Regions from separate parts of the Homo sapiens genome. Here regions 1 and 3 are each linked to region 2. A link is a contact called in ENCODE Hi-C or POLR2A ChIA-PET data. All regions are on one chromosome and are shown on one strand. Each heading gives the region's core, a stretch centred on a gene start or an enhancer-like site at or near the end of the contact. The rest is flanking DNA. Distances are from core to core; before and after follow the strand shown. Region 1 has its middle 15 kb from the start of ID4. Region 2 holds the start of LNC-LBCS (lncRNA bladder and prostate cancer suppressor, hnRNPK interacting). Region 3 overlaps LNC-LBCS (lncRNA bladder and prostate cancer suppressor, hnRNPK interacting).

Region 1 (3,047 bases), core at 273-2,772, 47 kb before region 2:
ACAATATTATGATTTTTCTCAGCACTATATTGTTGCTATCTTCTTGTCCTCCAAAAAACCCCGCATGATTTTGAGGAAAAGTTGGCAATAGTTTCTTTCTTTTTATTTTTAGGGGTCATGTTCACCTGTTCTTTCTCGTGTTTGGTAGGCACTAGGAAATAGGAGCGTTGATTATCCAGGGACGTCAGGGTAGCACAGGGAGACGTTATGAGGGAGGGGTTGAGGGAGGGGCCATGGTACCAATGGTTACTGGAGAATGCTCCCATTGCAGCAGAGCAGTTGTTGGGGAGGTCTGCACAAAACCTGGGTTAATGAGCCGTGCCTAGCCCAGCAGGTTTAACTTCCTAGAAGGGCTGCCTATGTCCCTGTGACCTGTCACTGCTGTGAGAACCTCAACCTCTACTGTCTGGGAAGGATGGCTATCTTCAGCTGGACAGGCTTGCAAATCGTATTCTGGCATACTTCTTCATTTCAGTATCTTTATCAACAGAACTACATGCAGACACTTTAGGGGAATTAATAGATCAGCCCAGAGGGGGCAGGCGGATAAGAAATGAAATTACAATAGCGAAGTTATGGAAACAACCTAAGCATCTGTCAATGGATGAATAGGTAAAGAAAATGTAGTGTATATATACATACTGGAATATTATTCGACCTTAAAAAAGAAGGAAATCCTCCTATTTGTGACAACATGGATGAACCTGGAGGATGTTAAGTGAAATAAACCAGAAACAGAAAACTGTATAACCTCACTTATATATGGAATGTAAAAAGGTAAAACTCATCAAAGCAGGTTTAGAAGGGTAGTTATGGGGAGAGGCTGGGGGAGTAAGGAGATGTTGGTCAACGGGTACAAATTTTCAGTTACGCAAGATGAATAAGTTCTGGAAATCCAGTGTACAACATGGTGGCAATAGTTAATGATATTGTGCAGTATACTTGAAATTTGATAAGAGGGTAGAGCGTTTAAGTGTTGTCAGCACACACATACACACACAAATGGTAATGATATCAGGTGTTGGATAAGTTAATTAGCTTGATTGCGATGATCATTTTACAATGTATACATATGTGAAAACATCAAGTTGTATACCTTAAATATATGGAATTTTTATTTGTCAATTATACCTCAATAAGCTGGGAAAAAAGAAAAGAACAAGTAATAGCATGCTTTATACTTCTTTTGCTGCTTCATAAAATTGGTTTTGCTTTTGCTTTGGAAGAACACCAGCAGAGAAAGTAGCACTCAAAAGGGGAGTTAAAGTGCTGTTCCAGTAGGCTCTGGATTAGCCAGAAGGTTGAAGCAGCCCCTAGACAGGGAAAAGAGGCTGTCTTCAGGCAATAGGCCCTATTTAGGAGTGCAGTGTGCCCTAAAATTCAAAAGAGGGCAGCAGATAACTTGCACTGCCTGTAGGACCAGGAAAGCGTGTAACTTGAGGAATGTCAGCAGGAAAATTTACTGGTTTTTCAAAACTCACGTCATGCAAGGGTTAGGTGAACCAGAAATTGTGTTTCATAAATTGTGTGTTTAAGTGTAAAAGCAAATATTTGATGAATGGGATCTAAGGAGCTTTGGTGATGTGGAGGGGCAAGTGCAGGCAGATTGTCCACCATGGCAGCCTCGTGCTCTGTTATTTAGTGATATAAAACCTTGCGGTGGCAAGGTCAGCAAAGTTAAGGCCAGAGTGCATGAGAAATAGCTGTGGAGTGTGAGGTGAAGAGGCTGCGTGTGTGCTTGTACAGTCTCCTCGTTGCTTTCACCGAGTCTCTCCAATGAGCGCGACCCTCCTCACAAAGTGTGCACAGTGCTTCTCTCCTGGGTAAATTTACAGGATGTGGGAGACAGTGAGTCTCTCTGAGATTTTCCAGCACTTCCAGAAGAAAGAAAGTTTGTGTTAGGAAGGACAGGCCCCAGCTCCCTGGGACTTCAGGGAGGCTGGGGGGAGCTGCAGTGGAGAAGAGGAGGAGGTTGCTGAAGGAGAAGCAGCCTGAAGTTCTCAGGTTGAAAATACAAACCTTAGCCCCATCCTGCGGAATTTTGGGATTTCATTCCTAGGATCACCCTATAGACCTCTTTATGATTCAGTTTCCTGGAAAAGATGATATTATGGTATGGATCCTAAACACAGTTTCACAAGGAAGTTCTGTGTCTTTTGGCAGGGGAAGAATAGTGAACAAAGTGCAATCTTACTTTTAAAATAAATCTTGAAATGATATTGCAAGCCTTATGAGATCTCTGATAATCTTTTTTTATTTGACCTGGTTTTAAGTAATTCTTTTTATTCTTGATGTTTTTCTTAAAAGCATTTTAGAATCATTCAACCTTCTAAGAAAGCATCAAACCATATAAGCAATCTAATCTAAAAAATGATACCTCTAAAAGTTGAAACTTTTGTTTATTTTGACTACTTTTTGATTACTGGAAAGAATAAAAAAATTTTACTCTATCAACATTGGATTATATAAACTGTAAAGAGCTTCTACTAAGACGTGTGAAAATGCACATTTTCTTTTTTTATATAACTTCAAAATTAACAGATACTATACTGTTTAGATACATACCTGATGCTAGATAAAGAGTTCCTGAGAAACATGCCCTAAACTTTTGGACTGATTTAATATGAAACAATTACTACAGAGCTGAGTTAATCAGCCCCTTTATAGATTTTGGCGAAGATGATTCTCTTCATATGTATAATAATGAAAACCAAACTTGGCAAAAGCTCACAGGTCTACAGTGACTGTGTATTTCTTTGCATTCTCTAGAATATTGAGGGAGGAGATTATTTTTTACTGGTGTTTTACTCTCAGGAAATTAGAATTGCAAGTTGATAAACAAGTTGATAGGGTCTTTAGGGCCTGTGTGATCAATCAGGACTTCTGGGGTTCCTGTAGGTATCCTTGAAGTCTGCTTGTGGGTTGTATAGTCCAGAGTGATCATGAGATCTTTCACCTCAGAATGACTGTAGATGAAAAGATACATTTCTTTTGCCAGAGCAGTTCTCTCTAGAGTTTCAAAAACAATAATTTTGTTCTCTCAGGAA
Region 2 (3,263 bases), core at 747-3,246:
ACTTGGAGAACCTTTGTGTGGACACTCTGTATCTAGCATCATCTAGTGGGAATGTGGAGAACCTTTGTGTCTAGCTCAGGGGTTGTAAATGCACCAATCAGCGCAAACAGACCACTCAGCTCTCTGTAAAATGGACTAATTAGCAGGATGTGGGTGGGGCCAGGTAAGAGAATAAAAGCAGGCTGCCCCAGCCAGCAGTAAAAAGCCGTTCGTGTCCGCTTAGGTGCTGTGGAAGCTTTATTCTTTCGCCCTTTGCAATAAGTCTTGCTGCTGCTTACTCTGTGGGTCCCCACTGCCTTTATGAGCTGTGTGCTACTCACCGTGAAGGTCTACAGCTTCACTCTTGAAGCCAGCGAGACCACAAACCCACCAGAAGGAATGAACAACTCCAGACAGGCCGCCTTATGAGCTGTAACACTCACGGGGAAGGTCTGTAGCTTCACTCTTGAGCCAGCGAGACCATGAACCCACCAGAAGGAAGAAACTGAACACATCAGAAGGAACAAACTCCAGACACGCCGCCTTTAAGAACTGTAACACTCACCGCGAGGGTCTGCGGCTTCATTCTTGAGGTAAGTGAGACCAAGAACCCACCAATTCCGGACACCATGTTGGTCAGGCTGGTCTCGAACTCTCCCTCGGCCCCACAGAGTGCTGGGATTCAGGCATGAGCCGCCAGGCCCTTAACTTTTATTCCAAAAAAATTTCAGTTAAAACTTCCAGTACATAGTATTTGCATAGCAGGGACCCTGAAGTGTTTGTTAAATGAATGTCACATATATCACATACTGTGATAGGAATAAAGTCATTCGTTTGAAAGGTTGATAAATACAATGATAGACTGCTAGAACTTCATGAGTCTTAAGAGAATATCTCACCAGATCTCATCTTCCAGATTTAAAAAGGGGGGCACAGACTTCAGCAGGAAGGGCTGATTTAACGACATCTACTATAATGTGAGTCTGGGCCACACTCTGGTTTTCCAGTTTCAGTAATGATGCATCACTACTCTTGAAAAACCACCAGAAACCAACAAGTAAGCACCCAAAAAGATGTTTAGGAATTCAGAAGTACTCCTTTTACTCTAGCCTTAAAATTATTTGCTCTTGCATTGTGGATTACCCATCAACAATGTCCAGTCCTTACCAGGAGTCAGGGAGAGCGTCAAATGCTGGGCATACTGAAATGACCTTAACCCAGTACTTGGCCACCTACAGGACACTGTAATGGAGAGCAAAGCAGGACAGAGGTAATGCAAAACACAAAAACACCAAAAAATTGGAAATCTTTGGAGCCATTTGCCTTCTAGAACCTTAAAGGCGCCCTATAGTCCCACACTATAGAATATTGGAAGAGCAGTCGGCTGTAAGTCTGAATCATGAGTTCCTTACACTTTTTTCTACCCAGTTCAATTTTGGGAACTTCCGAGTCCTGGTCCTTTCATTGTTTGTGATACCCAACACCCAGCACAATGCGGAGAGCACAGTAAGGTGGCAGTGAATTCATCAATACTTTCAAAGTCTATTTTATCTACAAGGACAAGTTTTATTGTATGTTTCCTTTTAAATAAGTGCCACAGTCGCAGTAAGTGAAAACATCCTGACACCACCCCAGCGGCCCCCCCAGCTCGTGGGCCTCCCCGCAGAGCGCGCGCCCGTGGGGGTAACCGGCGGAAAACTAGGGACGCGGGCACAGCCGCAGACTGGGCGTGGGGGGCACCGGAATGGCCGAGCCTGGGACGCTGGGACCTCTGGCCGCCGCGGGGCGACCAGGCGGGCGGAGACGTCTCGCGCCCTCCCGGGCCGCGCGGCTCCAGGCGCATTCCTGCACCCAGCTCCCGCGCGCCGCGCTGCGCTGCCTCCCCCGGACAGCTGATTCATTGGCTCGGCCGCCCAGACTGCCTGGCGCCGGCTGCGTGACGTCACCCATTCACGGAGCCCGCCTCCCCCGCTCCGCTGGCGCCGGCCGGGCGGTCGCCCTGACAACGCAGACGCCAGCCCGCACAATGACTTCCAGCTGGAGCAGCCCAGCCAGCCTGCGCGCTCACTCGCTTGCTTGCGCTGGGCTTCAGGGCGCCCGGGTGAGTTTTTTTCTCTCCCTCTCGTTTTTTTTTTTTTCCCAGGCTCTCGCGGGTTTCCCCTGCCAGGGAATCCACTCGCTGTAGTTTTCTAGGGCTCTGGTCCCAGTCCTTTCTGAAGCGCGCTTGCAGGCTGTCTTCCTCAGTCGCCCTCTCCCTGGGTGCTGTTTTGCTGGGCAGCATCCCATGCTAGGCTCGGCAGACATTCTGGCGGTTGGGTTCGGCCCTTACAGCGCTAACACCTGCAGAGTCGAGGCTCCTGCCAAAAGGCAGAAAGCAAAGGAGGAAAAAATTCATTGTCATAATAGCGAAAATGATAAACCTCAGCTGTTTAAGAGAAGAATGTCTGAGTAGCTGTTGATTATCTCCCATAATCACAAAACAACTTTTTTTTAAAAAGAATTTGCACTGTCTGTTAAAACGCGGTCATTGTTTTGCTTTCAAATCGAACTTCACGACAGTTAGCAACTTCAAGAACGCTTCCAAATGGATAAATCTTTCCAGAAGGTAAAACAAATCTGGGAAGTTGTAGCAGTGTAAATTGGAGAGTGTGTGAGGGTCGTATTTGGAGAGAGAGAGACACACACACAGGAGATTGGTGGTCTTGGGGCAAGGCAAATAGCTCATTCGCCCCCCCACACCTCCAGTTTCCACCCCAGACCTTTAAATCTTGAAGGTGGAGGAAAGGGAGACGTAGCTGTTGATTAGAGTTGGGTGGGAGGTAATTCTTATTCTAAATTTTCATTTTATTTATTTTTTGGTGCCAGATTTCTTGCTTCAAAACAGCTGCATTTTTGGAAGAAAGTCCACAACTGACAACTAAGCAAAACCCTCCTGGTGGATAGCATAAATCTGCTTTGTTGAAGCTGCTCATTTGTCTGATCTATGAGTCCAGAAGATGCAAACTCCCTTCCCAGCTTATGCAAAAATACTTCCAGTAAAAACAAGCCCTTTGGCCCTTTTCTTTTGTCAGTCCAGATTTCAGCATGTTCTTCGCTTTGTTATTCATCATTTTATGTATTTGGACCCATCCTCAAACAGACTTTAAACCGTTTAAAGGCAAGGAGGGACTCTTTCGTAAACCTTTAATCCCCTGGCCCAGCTGAGTAGATGCACAGTGTCTTTTGATGATGGTGATATGGAATGATTAATAACCACACAAGGCATTCGGTTGGTCAAGTCACTG
Region 3 (2,920 bases), core at 108-2,607, 45 kb after region 2:
AATATATCCCAAGGCCATCCCACCGTTAGCACTGATTATGCCTCATCATAATGGTTTTCTTACGTGGTTGTCTTTTCCTACATTTGAAGATTTCTTGTCTAGTGGGGCCAACAGACATGGGAACAGTGCCTGGCCCAGGGCAAGCATTCAATATATGTGCAGTGGAGACTATGAGAGCCCCAAGGGAAAAAACCATCTTTTATTATTTTCTTGTTTTCCCAATAACAGCCCAACAGAGTTAATAACCCTAGTCAATTTGTTAAAAAAAATTAATTTGATTCATTGATGAACCAAATGAGTGAAAGACATTTTTTAAACCTTATAACATCAATGGAGATTTATACTGTTGTTAGCCTATCGCTTTGGTCATTATAGAAGATCCTGGCTGCCCAATGTACCATAGTGGCCATAGCATCTCTTTTCCTATTCTCTTCTCCCAAGAATGTGTCTTTAAGTGTGTTTGTGTGACTTCCTTATCTTTATTTTTCTTTCTTTACTTCTAACTTCCCCACCATCAATAATGGTAATTTCATATTCCTCATGGCTTGTCTGCTCATGTCCGATTCACACTATCATCAGGTAGAAGACACTTCTCTGCCTCAGCGGAGTAGGAATAGTCTTTGTATCCAAAAGCTAGGATAATCTAAATATTCTAGCACAAAAACCATTTAATATTCACAGCACTGACCTCTGGCAAACGGATTTTGTGCGCAGTGCCATGAAGCTTGATTAATCGAGGAATGAATCATTTTTTCCCCACAGAAAATAATCTGAAGACTATTTAGTTTTCTTATAGATTTTTCATTCTATTAAAAATGAAAATACTGAGTTCACATTGCTTAATACATACTAATATAGATCTCAGAAAATTCTCTGGTTTGTTTTATACCTTCCCACAGGGTGTGAGTATCCCCAGGGTATCTATAGGAGTTGTCAGGGAGACAGACTATCATTAGAACAGTAGTGAGTCAGCCGGCTTGCTTCATAATAGGTAAAAGAATATCTCCAGTATAAGAGGACCACCTAAATAATGGAAGAGATAAAAGTAAAATGGTGTATCTTTAGATACATATTTATTTTTTATATGCATACATGTTTATGTCAGAGCTACTGATGACTCTTAGAAGTACAAGCCCATGAAATTTGGATTTCTTCGGCAGGACCCTATTGGACAGTAACAACAACAGAAAATCTCTTCTGCCTGTTTAATTTACTTGGAGGCATTTGCAGAGGAAAATTGGGAAACGGGTGAAGTTTTACTATTATTCTTTCAGTAAACACTTATTTGGAGGTGACTGGGAAAAACCACATCCTTTGGGAGTTAGTCAGATGTGGGATGGAAGCCATATACTGGTTGTGTGACTTTGGGGAAGCTGCTTAGTCATTTTAAACTTTGGTGTCTACATCTGTAAAAGACAGGTAATGTTCCTTATTGCAAGGGTTGCATGGATAGGAGTACTCAGTGGTAAGTACTTAATAAATGGTGGCCATTACCATTACTGTTATTACTACTGTTACTACCTCGCACATGCCTGGGGAACTGCGTAAGACTGGGCACAATCCTTGCTCACAAGGAGCTTTCACTTTACTTGGGGTGGAGGACCATAAACAACTAATTATATCATAGGACAGCATAATTTTAGGGGAATAAAAAGGGTATAAACAAAACATTATGGGATGAGAGAATGGGTAAATTGGGACTACATGGAGACAACAGAGAAAGCTTCACGAGGATGAGGAATCTGTGCTGAGCCTCAGAAATGAGCAGGATCTTCACGGAGAAAGGGGAAAGGGACTGATTTTGTTAACACCCAAACTGCTCTTCTCTTTAAGCCCATTTGCTTACAGTTGTTTCTACCTTATTCTTCCTCCTTTCTACAATTAGTAGCCTCCTCAGGTAAGAATAGGCTACTATTGTCTGTAGGGGAAGTATTCTCCGTTGTTATATTATGTGTAACTGCTGTGTGGAAGGCATATGGAAGCCTGTGTGGTCATAAGGAACTGTTGTGTGGTGGTCTGTGTGTAAAGGTCAGGGATCTACTGGATTTGAGTGGGTATCAGTCACCTTGGAAAGAGTGTCTGAGGCTGGACAGCCAAAACCCAGAGAGACAAATCCTGGTGGGCGGCAGGGTGTTTCTTTTGATCTGACCCATGAGCTTAGTCAGGTGTCAGAGAGGTGGTTCCCTTTGGAAGGTGTCAGCAGCTTCCCTACAGAGATAGATTGGTTATGGGGAGTTACTGGGGAACCTAAGCAACTTAACGGAGAGGCTGTGGGGGTCCTTTGGTGCCCTCAAGTGAGCAAGCCCTTGATGTGAGCCAGGTGTGACCTTACTCTGTGAGGTCATGCACACCTGGGTTTGGATTCCAGCTCTGTCATTTACCAATGATTGATTCTGGGCAAGTTCCTAAATCTCTGAGTCTTGTACCACTTACAAAGCATGAATAATGAAACCTTCCCTATCTGATTGATGTGGGGACAAAATGAAATAGCTCCCAGACATATAAAGCCCCTAGATACAGAGTCATAGCATGTGACTTCCCTTTCTTTCTTTCCTTTTCTTGTTTTCTCTATTTCCCCTGCTCCTGTCAGCGTTGTATTTTAATACAGAATAAAGACCTGGGTGTTCCAGTCAGCATCTGCTATGTTAGAGGCACTAAGAAAAGAAGTTTTAGCCATACATGACTCAGAATATTAATGGAAGAGCATGGTATTCCTGAGGGTTAGCATGGGGGCTGCCACAGTAACCACAGGGAGAGAACCCAAAGGGGTAAAACTGGTGAGGAGGCTGGGTGTGATGGCTCATGCCTGTAATCCTAGCACTTTGGGAGGCCAGAGCGGGTGGATCACTTGAGATCAGGAGTTCGAAACCAGCCTGGCCAACATGGTGAAACCCTGTCTCTACTAAAAATGCAAAAAAAT

What was found. A loop is a pair of places that touch in the nucleus more often than their neighbours do. ChIA-PET counts read pairs that join two places held with the same protein, here RNA polymerase II (POLR2A). Pooled maps may share reads with other maps.
Region 1: a map of Caco-2 shows a loop between it and region 2 (4-fold over the local background). The contact joins the enhancer-like site here to the promoter of LNC-LBCS in region 2. A Hi-C loop is called at or near these places in 21 of 168 maps with a recorded cell type or tissue (Caco-2, Calu3, HepG2 and 17 more), 1 of 37 single-sample maps with no recorded cell type and 24 of 50 pooled maps. POLR2A ChIA-PET finds 5 or more read pairs at or near these places in 5 of 52 experiments (AG04450, HEK293, OCI-LY7 and 2 more).
Region 3: a loop to region 2 is called in a map of PC-9, with 8 times the contacts of the local background. The contact joins the enhancer-like site here to the promoter of LNC-LBCS in region 2. A Hi-C loop is called at or near these places in 3 of 168 maps with a recorded cell type or tissue (PC-3, PC-9 and ascending aorta) and 1 of 50 pooled maps. POLR2A ChIA-PET finds 5 or more read pairs at or near these places in 3 of 52 experiments (AG04450, HEK293 and PC-9).

The regions. Positions count from the first base shown.
Region 1 is chr6:19,850,366-19,853,412 of GRCh38, reverse strand. No RefSeq gene overlaps it. Among named protein-coding and RNA genes, the nearest start is that of ID4, 15 kb to the right of the region's middle. Within about 2 kb of position 1,522, at least 3 of the 41 ENCODE cell types and tissues checked have a DNase peak (open chromatin) inside an H3K27ac peak, as active enhancers do; they include Panc1, where a contact is called at or near this core.
Region 2 is chr6:19,803,492-19,806,754 of GRCh38, reverse strand. LNC-LBCS (lncRNA bladder and prostate cancer suppressor, hnRNPK interacting) reads left to right here and starts at 1,996. Exons shown (of 4, transcript NR_134651.1): 1 at 1,996-2,080. RefSeq lists a silencer at 2,028-2,077.
Region 3 is chr6:19,757,713-19,760,632 of GRCh38, reverse strand. All of the region lies in intron 2 of LNC-LBCS (lncRNA bladder and prostate cancer suppressor, hnRNPK interacting), which reads left to right. Among named protein-coding and RNA genes, the nearest start is that of LNC-LBCS, 46 kb to the left of the region's middle. Within about 2 kb of position 1,357, at least 2 of the 41 ENCODE cell types and tissues checked have a DNase peak (open chromatin) inside an H3K27ac peak, as active enhancers do; they include PC-3, where a contact is called at or near this core.